Regions from separate parts of the Homo sapiens genome. Here region 2 is linked to region 1. Evidence: chromatin loops called from intact Hi-C (ENCODE). Cell type or tissue: IMR-90. All regions are shown on one strand. Links, peaks and the distances in the headings refer to the core of each region. The heading gives the core; the rest is flanking DNA. Region 1 overlaps RFTN1 (raftlin, lipid raft linker 1). Region 2 overlaps RFTN1 (raftlin, lipid raft linker 1).

The links. Peaks named below come from ENCODE experiments on the same cell type or tissue, not always from the same donor. Only the 100,000 strongest peaks of a DNase experiment are listed, where the experiment ranks them.
Region 2: a loop joins it to region 1, with 2.0 times the contacts of the local background. A loop is called at or near these places in 1 of 110 quality-filtered maps.

What each region holds. Positions count from the first base shown.
Region 1 is chr3:16,317,330-16,322,711 of GRCh38, reverse strand. All of the region lies in intron 9 of RFTN1 (raftlin, lipid raft linker 1), which reads left to right. It also overlaps a transcript of OXNAD1 not described here. Among named protein-coding and RNA genes, the nearest start is that of OXNAD1, 55 kb to the right of the region's middle. In IMR-90, for the core only: a CTCF peak has its summit at 3,179 (motif pointing right); a DNase peak (open chromatin) is centred at 4,291; H3K27ac peaks cover 1,683 bases.
Region 2 is chr3:16,390,310-16,395,691 of GRCh38, reverse strand. The region is part of intron 4 of RFTN1 (raftlin, lipid raft linker 1); the gene reads left to right. Among named protein-coding and RNA genes, the nearest start is that of RFTN1, 120 kb to the left of the region's middle. In IMR-90, for the core only: no CTCF peak of the experiment used is centred there; a DNase peak (open chromatin) is centred at 2,751; H3K27ac peaks cover 408 bases.

The sequences.
Region 1 (5,382 bases), core at 177-5,176:
TTGAGCACAAGGGCTGTACGAGGTGCAAGTGTCGGCAACCCTTGTGCCAGATGATTCTGATGCTTCCCACCCCACCCTGAGCAGCCTGTGGTGCTTTTCCTGAGGACATTTTCACCAGTTGCTGGGGAAGAGGCCAGTGAGTCGAGTGGACACACCAAAGCCTGAGTCAGGCATCACCTGGATTCAGCTCACTGCACCTTTGATGGCTGAGGCCACATTCTCGGCAGGGCCTGCCTGACCTGCTCGGCTCCTCACTCCTGGCATCACTCCTGCATTCCTCACGCTTGGTTCCTCATGTTCTTTGGACACAGAGCCCTGGGAAGGAGCATCAAGTAAATGAACAGATTGGAGCAGCCCCTCACCAGCCAACAACTCCAGGGGGAGCCCACTTGTGGAAGGAGTGCCAAAGCAATGGTGACTTGAAGCCAGATGGGCTGGAGTGTGGAGGAAGGTCTTTCTCCAGGCTCTGAAGGTGTAATGTGACAGGTGACGGCACAATGGACCAGAAGGGAACTGCCAGCCCACCATCAACCACCAGGAGCAGGCAGCCACCAGCTGGAAGATGGATCGGCTGCAGAGCGCTGTCAGTTTCAGCTCAGCCACAGGCTCACGGGAACTGCATGCATTCAGCAAGTGCAACATTCAACACACAGCACGCAAAGGGCCCCTGTCAGATGCTGACAGACACCCGCTGCAGCCTTACAGAGGGAGATGGTGCCACCTTTGCCTAACAGGTTCCTGGTGGTGGGGCACACAGATTCCAAAGGAGAGACATGTGGTTGGATGTTGGTGTGAAGGTCATGGCATCGCATGCAGGGGGACAAGTCAGTGGAAACTTGAGTCGGCAGGGAGACTTTAGAGATAGATTTGTAAAAGCTGCTGTAATAAGGTTGAACTGACTCTCCTCAGGGAAAATTCAGAGAGGATGGGACCCACTGTTTTTTCAGTCAGTAAAAACTTCTAATCCCAAGCAGCTGTACTCATCTGGGTGGACTGCTTTCTCTTTCCATGTACCTAATTATTTCCTGCCTCATTCCAAGACTGTAGGTGACTGGTGTGGAGCACTTGTTCTACACAAGACCCTCTGGGTCACCTCACAGATGGGAGTCCTCCAGAGAGGGGGGCTTCACAGCCAGACTCCTTGGAAGAATCTTCTGCACTGGGTGTCCCCTCCTCACTCCTCAGCTGACAAGGGTCAGCGTCCTACTCCCACAGGCCTGTGTCCCCTGGTGACCGAGAGTCACTCCATCTAGTCCTCATCATGCCTGAGCTCTTGCAGCCCGGATGTTGGGACCACCCCCACTCCCTGAAGCAGCTTTTCTCTTGGTTCTTTCCCACCTCATTCTCCTGGTTTCCCACTAAGTTCCTCAGGGTTCAGACCCAGCCCCATTTCTCCCTTCACTCTTGCCTCTTCCTTAGAAAATCTCCTTCACCACCTCTGTGCCAATGACCATTCCGCCTGCATTTTCAGCCCTCACTGCACCCCAAGACTCCAGCTCCATCCATCCTGTGGCTCGAGGAAACCTATGACTGTCCCCCTCCCCATACCTCGCCCACCTGGCCAACCGCCACCCTATCTAGAGGAATGGCATTGCACCTTAGGGGCTATCCCTGCTGACCCTCCCCTCTCCTTCCCCTATATTCAATCTATCCTTAAGACCCATCTGTGTTAGGTCCCGGAGGCTCTGGAATCCCTCCACTTCTCTCTACCATCACTCGCCTCAGCTATTCTAATCTCCTAATAATAGATATCCCCTTCAAATAGGTTCCCTATTCAGAGCCCAAGTGATCTGTTAAAAAGGGAACTTGAATCCTGTCATCCCACTGCTCAAAGGAGTTCTAGTTTTGTATGACTCTGAAGACAAAGATGGAAATCAGTACTGTGGCCCTCAAGGCCCCAAGGGATCTGGTCCCTCTTACCTCCTCTGCCAGCCTCCCATTCTCTGTGGCCTCCAGCTCCTCTGTGGCCTCCAGTTCTTCCGTGTCCCCTCTGCCAAGGACATTCTCCTCCTTTCTAGCTCTACTCGAGCATCCTTTTCTCAGAACAGTGCTGTCTCCTTTTATACCAAACCAGACTCCTTTGTACTACCCTGGAAAAGAACCACGTTCTTCTCCTTCAGAGCTCTCCTTTGGGCTTTTAGTTATTTGTGATCATTATTTTATCCTTCCCAGGCAGAGTCAGACATAGTCTCCACAAGAGCAAAGACCTTTTTCCTGTGTTGTGTACCCAGATTTTAGTTGGTGCTCAACAGATACTTGTCGAATCAATGAATGAGTAATCAGCTTCTTAGCGAGGACACACATAGTATGTCTAGCATTAAAACTTAAGAAAAGAAACTGCAAGATTGGCACACCGAGGATGTGGCATATTTAGTCTTCTTTTAATCAGCAACATGGATAGATTTTTCTAATCAGGACTTTTCAGCATTGGAAAGAAACCTCTGTGTACGTGCGTGTGATTTTCAAGGCAAATATTAAACTTCTTCAAAGGGAGTAGGTGATTTCTACAACTCGGGAAGACTTCCTTCCAGCTAAACTACTTGAAGTGGACACATCATGGGCAGTTTTTAAAATGTGCAAATTAAATCCATTGGCTCCTGCTGACATGGAACTCTGGACACACACTGCTGTAAAGTGAAGGATTTCTTTTTTTCTTTTAGACAGTTATTTCTGAATTGGGCGGCTAATTGGATTTGGTGACACACCCAACTGCCACAGATGCTCTGGCTTGGGAAGGCCCCCAACTCAGTGCAACCTGTTTTATCTGCGGCTTGCTGGTTAAGCTCAGAGACTCCCCCGGTCCTACTCAAAACCTGGAGTCCATTCCCCAGGCTGGACTTGCCTGCCTTTAAGTGGTGTGGATGTCAGAGCTCACCTCAGAGGCTCAACTGAAATCTGGCACAGTCCAGGCCTCCTCTTGCTTTCTGAGACGTCTCCTTTTTGAATTGTTGGGATCTGAAACAGTTTTTGTTGTTTGTTTTCTACCATTTGTGTTCTCGTTTTGTATTATATCAGCAGATCAACAAGATGTGATCTTCTACAGGAAACTGGATGTGGCCAGGCATCCAGGGGAAACTATGGAAGCTCTGTTATTTAGCAAGAGCAGCCCCGGAGAGAGTATCTGGGCTCATATTAGATGGAAGGTCTAGCACGTGGTGGAATTGTCCTCAGTTGTACACTGCACAACAGCAGAGGGCGCTATTCACATCAAATACAATATGAATGGGGCCCTGGAGGTGTGCACCGCAGCCCTGGAGGTAGAGACAACCATTTTAGAGATGAGTAACTTGAAACTCAGATTCATAACCTGCCTAAAGACTGACAGCTAATGAGTGCCAGCACTAGGATTTGAACCCATACTATAATGCTTTGACATTTTAGCACTTAAGGCCTCTTAGCCAAAACAATCACCACTTTTTTGGCAACAGTAAAACTTCCTCTGACTTCCCTGAGAGCCAACTGCCTCTCGGAGTACTATACTACACAGGTAGGCTTCACTGGTCCTTTTCTAAAAACACGTAAAATGATATAAAATGTGAAGAGGCTCTGACTGTTTTGGAACATCCATTAAAAAAAAGGAGAGACTCTTACATTTGGGCTGGAATTAAAATGCAACGGCAGCTGCCTAACACAGGGCAGCAGTTACGAACCATAACACGGTGCCTGGAAACTATGGAGGCTTGGTGGAGGCAGCCACGGTCATGCTGAGGGCTAAAATCAGGGGCCTCCTCTGGTGGGTTTGGAGCCTCGAGATGCCTGCCTGGCAGGCTCGGCTTAAGTAGGAGGTGGGTCTGAGACACCACTTAGCCTACAGAGTGATTCCATTATTGGGATCCTCACAGTTTGGGTGGAAGAAGCTCCACCCATCTCCTAAGGGAAGTCTGTCAGCTACAGTACGAGACATTTCAAAAGAAGTCAAAGGAGAAACCCATCCAACATTGTAAGTGAACTCATTTGGGTTTTTTGGGGGATACAGGGTGGGAAAGGACCAGATAAATGTTAAATCCTAACCTCAACATGTATTTCACTCATGTTTCTCTACTTTAATGGAACATTCCATTACCATTCTTATCTAAAAGGTGCTAAATCCAAGAATCCTATAATGTATTAAATCTCAGAATTCTGTGTTTGGGCAAATGTTTTATCTGAGGAAACAGATCTCTACCGTGGAAAACTACAAAAATGGCAGATTTTTAAACATTTACATAGCACATTTTTGGTTTTTCCTAGCAAAGCGCTCAGAATGATTTACAACATACTAAAGCCTTAAGAAATCATTTCCCACTGATGGTGCAACTGCATTCCTGGGCTCCTCTCTCTAGCCCAGCAAGAAATCATAGGAACTGAGAGCTCCCTTTTTCTCTCAATTATATAATGTCTAAGATTTAAGTGCGTATTTGGTGAAACCAATGAGATAACAGCTGAAGCACAAGGAAGTGGCCATGGTGGGAACTGAAAACTAAAACCCCACGTGCACTCTGGGCCACCGAGATGAGAAATTCAGATTGAGAAACTTGGCCGGTCAGTGACGGAGCTGGGGCTCGCTCTCGGGTGGTCTTGCTCCAGAGATTTGATGAGACCCTGGTTGTTGCCCAACTCTATTACTGGCCGCGTGACCTTGGGACTCTGAGCCCCTGACTTCCCTGTCACACCAGGAAATGCTTGGTTGCAGGTTGGGCCCCCGGGAAGCGGCCTCTGAGATTGGAAGTTTTTAGAGGGAGTTACCTTAGAACACTTGTCGGTACAGTAGCGGGCAGAGGGAGAATTTGGGCTGTGATGCAGTCACAATCCCCCAGGTTGGCTTGGAGCTGGGATGGCATTTGCGTTATCCCAAATTGGGATCAGGAAATGGGTTGTTGTATCCCACCTGGGGCAGTCATTGGTTGTAGGTTGCCCTGGTGTGACCCTTCTGTGAGGTGGTGGTCAGCAAAGGGCTATCGGCCTAGCTGGGGAGCGGGCCCGCCAGTCCTGTGGGGGGATCTGAGCGGTACAGCACAGTGTCTGCCCCATGTTCTGGGCCCTGCCTTACTCAGGTGACCTAGTGAGAGAATGCCAGCCCCGTGCCTGGTAATCCTCAGCCTGCTCAGAATGGAAATGAGTAGCTGCAGCTCTGGCTCTTACTGGGGGCAGGCCTCACATCTCCTCTCCATCCTGGCCCTCCAAATGATAGGACTTTAGGAGCCCTTTCCTATGTGGGCCTTTGGTATAGAGCCAGTCAAAAGAAATACTGCTCTGCCCCAACAGAACCTGAAATCTACATCTAAAATACACATCCTGGAAGGTGTGGTGCAGGCTCTTGGGGTGGGTGTGATGTGATAGTGTGCGATTCAAGTTTGGTGCCTGTACTGCCTGGCTGGGGGATGCTGGGAATTGTATGTCTCA
Region 2 (5,382 bases), core at 334-5,333, 73 kb before region 1:
GGATTGCTTAAGGCCAGGAGTTTGAGACCATTCTGGGCAACATAGCAAGACCCTGTCTCTACAAAAATAAAAAATAAAATTAGCTGAGCATGGTGGTGCATGTCTGTAATCCCAGCCACTCAGGAGGCCGAGGGGGGTGGATCTCTTGATTCCAGGAGTTCGAAGTTACAGTGAGCTATGATCACACCACTGCACTCCAGCCTGGGCAACAGAGTGATACCCTGTCTCTTTAAAAAAAAAAAAATTCAGCTCCTTGGTCTCATGAGTCGTATTTTAAGTGCTTGATAACCACATGTGGCATATGGCTACTATCTTGGACAGCATATTTTAGTAGAATTCATTTATTTAAACAATTTTCAGTTTTTCATAATTTCTAAGTTGATACAAAGCATTTGTGATTGAGTCTTCTCAGTCATAAGGGGAGGCAGAGCACAGAGCAATATAAGGCATATATGCCAAGATCTAAAAGACAAGCTCCTATTTTTCCCATGAAAAACATTTAAAAAGTTTGGGGCCAACTTTGGCATATAACATTTGAGGAATATATTTGAAATAATTTCTGCTTATAATAATTTAATTGCACATGCATATTTTAAATTATATAAATTGTATAAACTTGGAAATGGTGCTTTTCCCCTGTGTTTAAATCTCATGGAACAATTTTATTTCTGTACTTTTTTTTCATGTATTATTGCACTTGGTTGCCTTTATCATCACCAGCATGATTTTCAGGGCTATCTAACACAGTTTCAAGCTCATCCTATTTACTTTCTTCCAAATTGTTTGGGATTCAGCACTTTTAAAATTCATAAATGATGCTATCTCTGGAAATTCTGTCCTGAGTCATAAGTGCTCAGTCACATAACATTAGGAGAGTTGATTTTTCTTGTCCAGCTCATATGTCAATAAGAAATCTCCATAATGGAAACACTTCACATTGCTCTTAAAAAAAAATAGAAAACACCTCTTTTTATTGAAAATAACATCAATACAGGCGAGTGCATAAATCATAAGTGTACAGCTCAATGAGTTAGCACAAAATGAACACACCTGAGTAACCAACACTCAAGAAATATTAATAGAGCAGGAGCAACAGCCTGAACCCTTCCTGTAGCCACGCCCACAATTCCCCACTCCCCTTCCAAGGGAAGCCTCTCTAACTTCTAACACCAAAGGGTGGCTTCGCCTGTTTGTATAAATGGTGTCTTTTGCTCAGCACTGTGTCTGTGAGATTCATTTATGTCACAGTGGTTCATTGGTGTTCATTTGTGTGTAGAATTCCTGCATTGCTTTGTTTTTTGTTTGTTTGTTTTTAAGGGACAGGGTCTCACTGTGTTGCCCAAGCTAGAGTGCAGTGGTGCAGTCATAGCTCACTACAGCTTCAAACCCTGAGCTCAAGCCATCCTCCCTGCTCAGCCTCCCAAGCAGCTAGGATTACGGGTGTGCACCACCACACCCAGCTAATTTTTTTAAGATTTTTTTTATAGAGATGGGGTCATGCTATGTTACCCAGGCTGGTCTCAAATGCCTTTTCTGGCCTCAAGTGATCCTCCCATCCTGGCCTCCCAAAGTACTGGGATTACAGGTATAAGCCATGATGCCCAGCCCTGCATTGCTTTTTTAAAAGCCATCTTTAAGAAGATTGCCTACTATAGCACCCCAAATTGTTTTCCATGTTGTAGGAATTATTTTAAATTTTTCTTAGATTTATTTTCCTCCTTAAAAAAAAGTCTGGCCGGGTGCGGTGGCTCACACCTGTAATCCCAGCATTTTGGGAGGCCGAGGCAGGCAGATCATGAGGTCAGGAGATCGAGATGATCCTGGCTAACACGGTGAAACCCCGTCTATACTAAAAATACAAAAAAATTAGCCGGGTATGGTGGCGGGCACCTGTAGTCCCACCTACTTGGGAGGCTGAGGCAGGAGAATGGAGTGAACCCAGGAGGTGGAGCTGGCAGTAAGCCAAGACCGTGCCACTGCACTACAGCCTGGGTGAGAAAGCAAGACTCCATCTGAAAAAAAAAAAATTAAAAAAAAAAAGTCCATCAGCTTATTTCAATAAATGTCCCAAAGTAGCTTTGAATATGTTTTCCCCAAGAAGCATCTTGCTGTTCAAAATAAAGTAACTGAGAGAGTCCTTATATTGTGAGAGATCTTGAACGTATGTAAATGTCAGAGCAATTCCCTCATTTTTGAGAAATAACATTTTAGGGGGTAAAATCCAGGAGATCACTAGGTTATATCCAGGCTGTATAGTGTATGAGTGTTTATAAGTGGTGTATTTCACTTTCTGTCTTATGTGCATTGGAGTTTTATGCTGTAGTTAGTGAATATTGGTCCCACTCTTGGCAGTGAACATAATGTCTATGGTGCATCTATCCCTAGATATCTGCTTGGCTGATTCCTTCACCTCCTTCAAATCTTCGTTCCAGGTTACCTCAGTGCACCTACCTTCCCACCCATCTTTAAGAGAGCAGCTTGCCTCCTGCCACTCCCTACCCTAGTATTTTGGACTCCCTTTGTCTCCTCTATTTTCCTTTTACCTAAAGTTCTTGCCACCTCTTAAGACACGTTACTGTTTTTACTTATTGTGTGTATTGTTTCTTGTCATTTTTTGTTTGTTTGTTTGTTTGATGCTGAGCTCAGAATAGGTCATTTAGCATGTGCTCAGTGAATGTTTATAGAATGAAAGAGCAAGAGCCTGTGTGTTTCCAAGGCTTGCAGGGCCTCAGAATTGTATGGGAACAGATGCTGTGAACAGTGATGCAATGAAGATAAAGTACAGAGGGTTAGGAGACTCACACATTTTCTTTTTTTGCAACTCCAAGTAGCTTTTTTCAGTATCTGGCATGGTTGGGACTTGTTGAAAAACCCTCCCTGGAAGTGACTTGTGAGGGTTGGATATCACCTGTTAATGCTTCATACGTCCCAGCAGACTCATTTACAAATATGGAATTTGCTGTTATCACCAGGAAAATTTCCAGACTTTTATTTATGATATATATATATATGTGTGTGTGTGTGTACATATATACACATATAACTTTTATGTATGTATAAGTAATATATACTTATATATGTAATATATACTTTTATATAGATGTAATATATATTTATATATGTAAACTTTTTATGAGCTGGAACATGTTTTGAGTGTCAATTATGCACCGTCAGTGAACACATGGGGCAGCTGACTGGTTTACAGCACAGGTTGAACTTTCCCATCTGTGTGTTCAGAAGTGCTGAACATCCCACCTCGGTGACACCTCCTGTCTGGGATCCAGCACAGATAATGAGTGTGGGAATTTGAACTAACCTCATGGCATGTGAGGGTGGGGTGTCTTGTCTGAGAAATGGAGTGTATCCTGGCAGGCAGTTAGGCTGCCTGCTGTATCTTCCCCTGACACTGGAAGGTTTCATTTTAATTGCTTGTGATTATGTAAAATCTTTTCTGAGGGTTTTGAGAATCAGTGTGACAGAATTACAACCCACATAAGGTTTTCCCCTTTTCTGCCTTTGGGAGAATTCCCACTCAAAGAGCCAGGTCCCATTAGGATTGGAGTCAGCAGGGCTGAAGATGGCTAGAGGACACTGCAGGGAGGGAGAAAGCACTTGGAGATGAGATACTCAATTATTGAAACTGACTTGCCTCCTCAAGAAATCTGGAACTTTAAACCCAGTTCCAGAATTCTCTCCTGATTCCAGTTAAAGAAACCTACTACCTAATAACTTAGGCAGCCATTTAGGTGGGATGTTTCACTTTCTGAAATTCTTAGCTTTCTTCCCCGTAAAAAAAACAAAAAAAAAAACAAAAAAAAAAAACAAAAAAAAAACCTTTGCACTAGAATGATAATCTCTAGGATTGCCTATAGCTCTGATATTCTGTGAGTCTATGGTCAATCCAGCTTTTAAATGACTTCCCCTTCATTATCAAAGAGCCTTATTTGATTAGTTCAGGTTTATGATAGTGGTGTGCTGCGTTTCGGTGCCATATACCCTCATTTTGTGAATTTTTCTGGGTATGTCTTAGTATTCCCTCTGCTCTTCATCCACTATGGCAGTGTTTGCTGATTGATTGGTAACTATTTTTGTCCTCCCACTTAACTAACAACTGTAATTGGAGCTCAATATAAGGGCTATTATTTTTACAAAGTTTGTTTTCCTTTTAAGGTTAAAAATAAACATTGCCTTCTGACACTCCAGTGGAAAAAATCTGTTGTGAGAAAAATCTAAACTTTAAATGATTCATTTGTGGGATCACTTTTGACTTCTTATGTGTTTAAAAGAATGAGAAAAAGGGCATATTACCATTATAGGGGTGGTACTGTATTCTATACATGTAACCCAGGATATGTAAGTTGGACAAAAGAGTCAAGTATTTTAATAATTCATTATTATAAATTTAGCATATGAAATAATGAGAAAATAGAATTAAACTGAGGTTTCCCATCTAATTAATTACTTCCCAATCTACATCTTCATTCTGTTAGCCTGATAGCAGCATTCCTAGTTTTGAAAAGGTAGCTGGGGGGAGATTCGTAGTGTAGATGTTAGGGATGAGGGTGATGGAGGTGTTATTCATTGGGGTACTAGTGATGGTCTTGGTAAAGGTGATAGTGGTGGTATTGATGGGGTGGTAGGGATGTTATTGGGCAAAAGCAAAAGCAGTCAAAGGAGCTGTTAGAAAGAAAGATTCTTCAGAGAGAAAAAGGTTGTCATGGGGGGTACAGGGAGTAGAAATCAGATGGAAAACACCTGAAGAGATGGAAAAACTTTAAAAGAAAATGTTTAAATATATTCCTGGTGGAAATAAAGTTAGTTTTTTGATGAACTATTCATCGTTCAGTTGGTGTAGAAATTTTGTTTCCAATGACTTCCCAGTTTGAATGAGATGCAGTGTCTACTCTGACTAACTTCTAAGACACTCCCCAGAGGGCAATGACAGCTTCTCGTTATGATGCCTTAAGAATAACACAGATGGATATATTTTTTAAGTTTCAAGCACAGGAGTCTCTGTGACCCTTTCTGACTCTGATGGTGCCTGGGAATGTGGGCATCATTCTTTATTGCTTTTGAATAGTAAAGCATCATCATTAATTCATGCTCTGTACATTTGTAACTTGTGATAAACAAGAACTAAGCCTAAGTTTGCATACAGGTTTGCTAAACCAATTAATAATGTAAGCTAAGCTGCAGGGGCAGTGTTTATTTACCTCAAGGCTACCTGCTTTTTCCAGCAGTTTGGATGCACCATCACAAACTGAGAGGCTAGTTACAAATTGCTCTTACCTCTTTATTAAAGCAGATCTCTGAAGGCTCACTCCTTCAGAGCTTTTGTGTTATCCTCGTTTACATTTCTGTATATTTGAGTGTGCTGCTAAC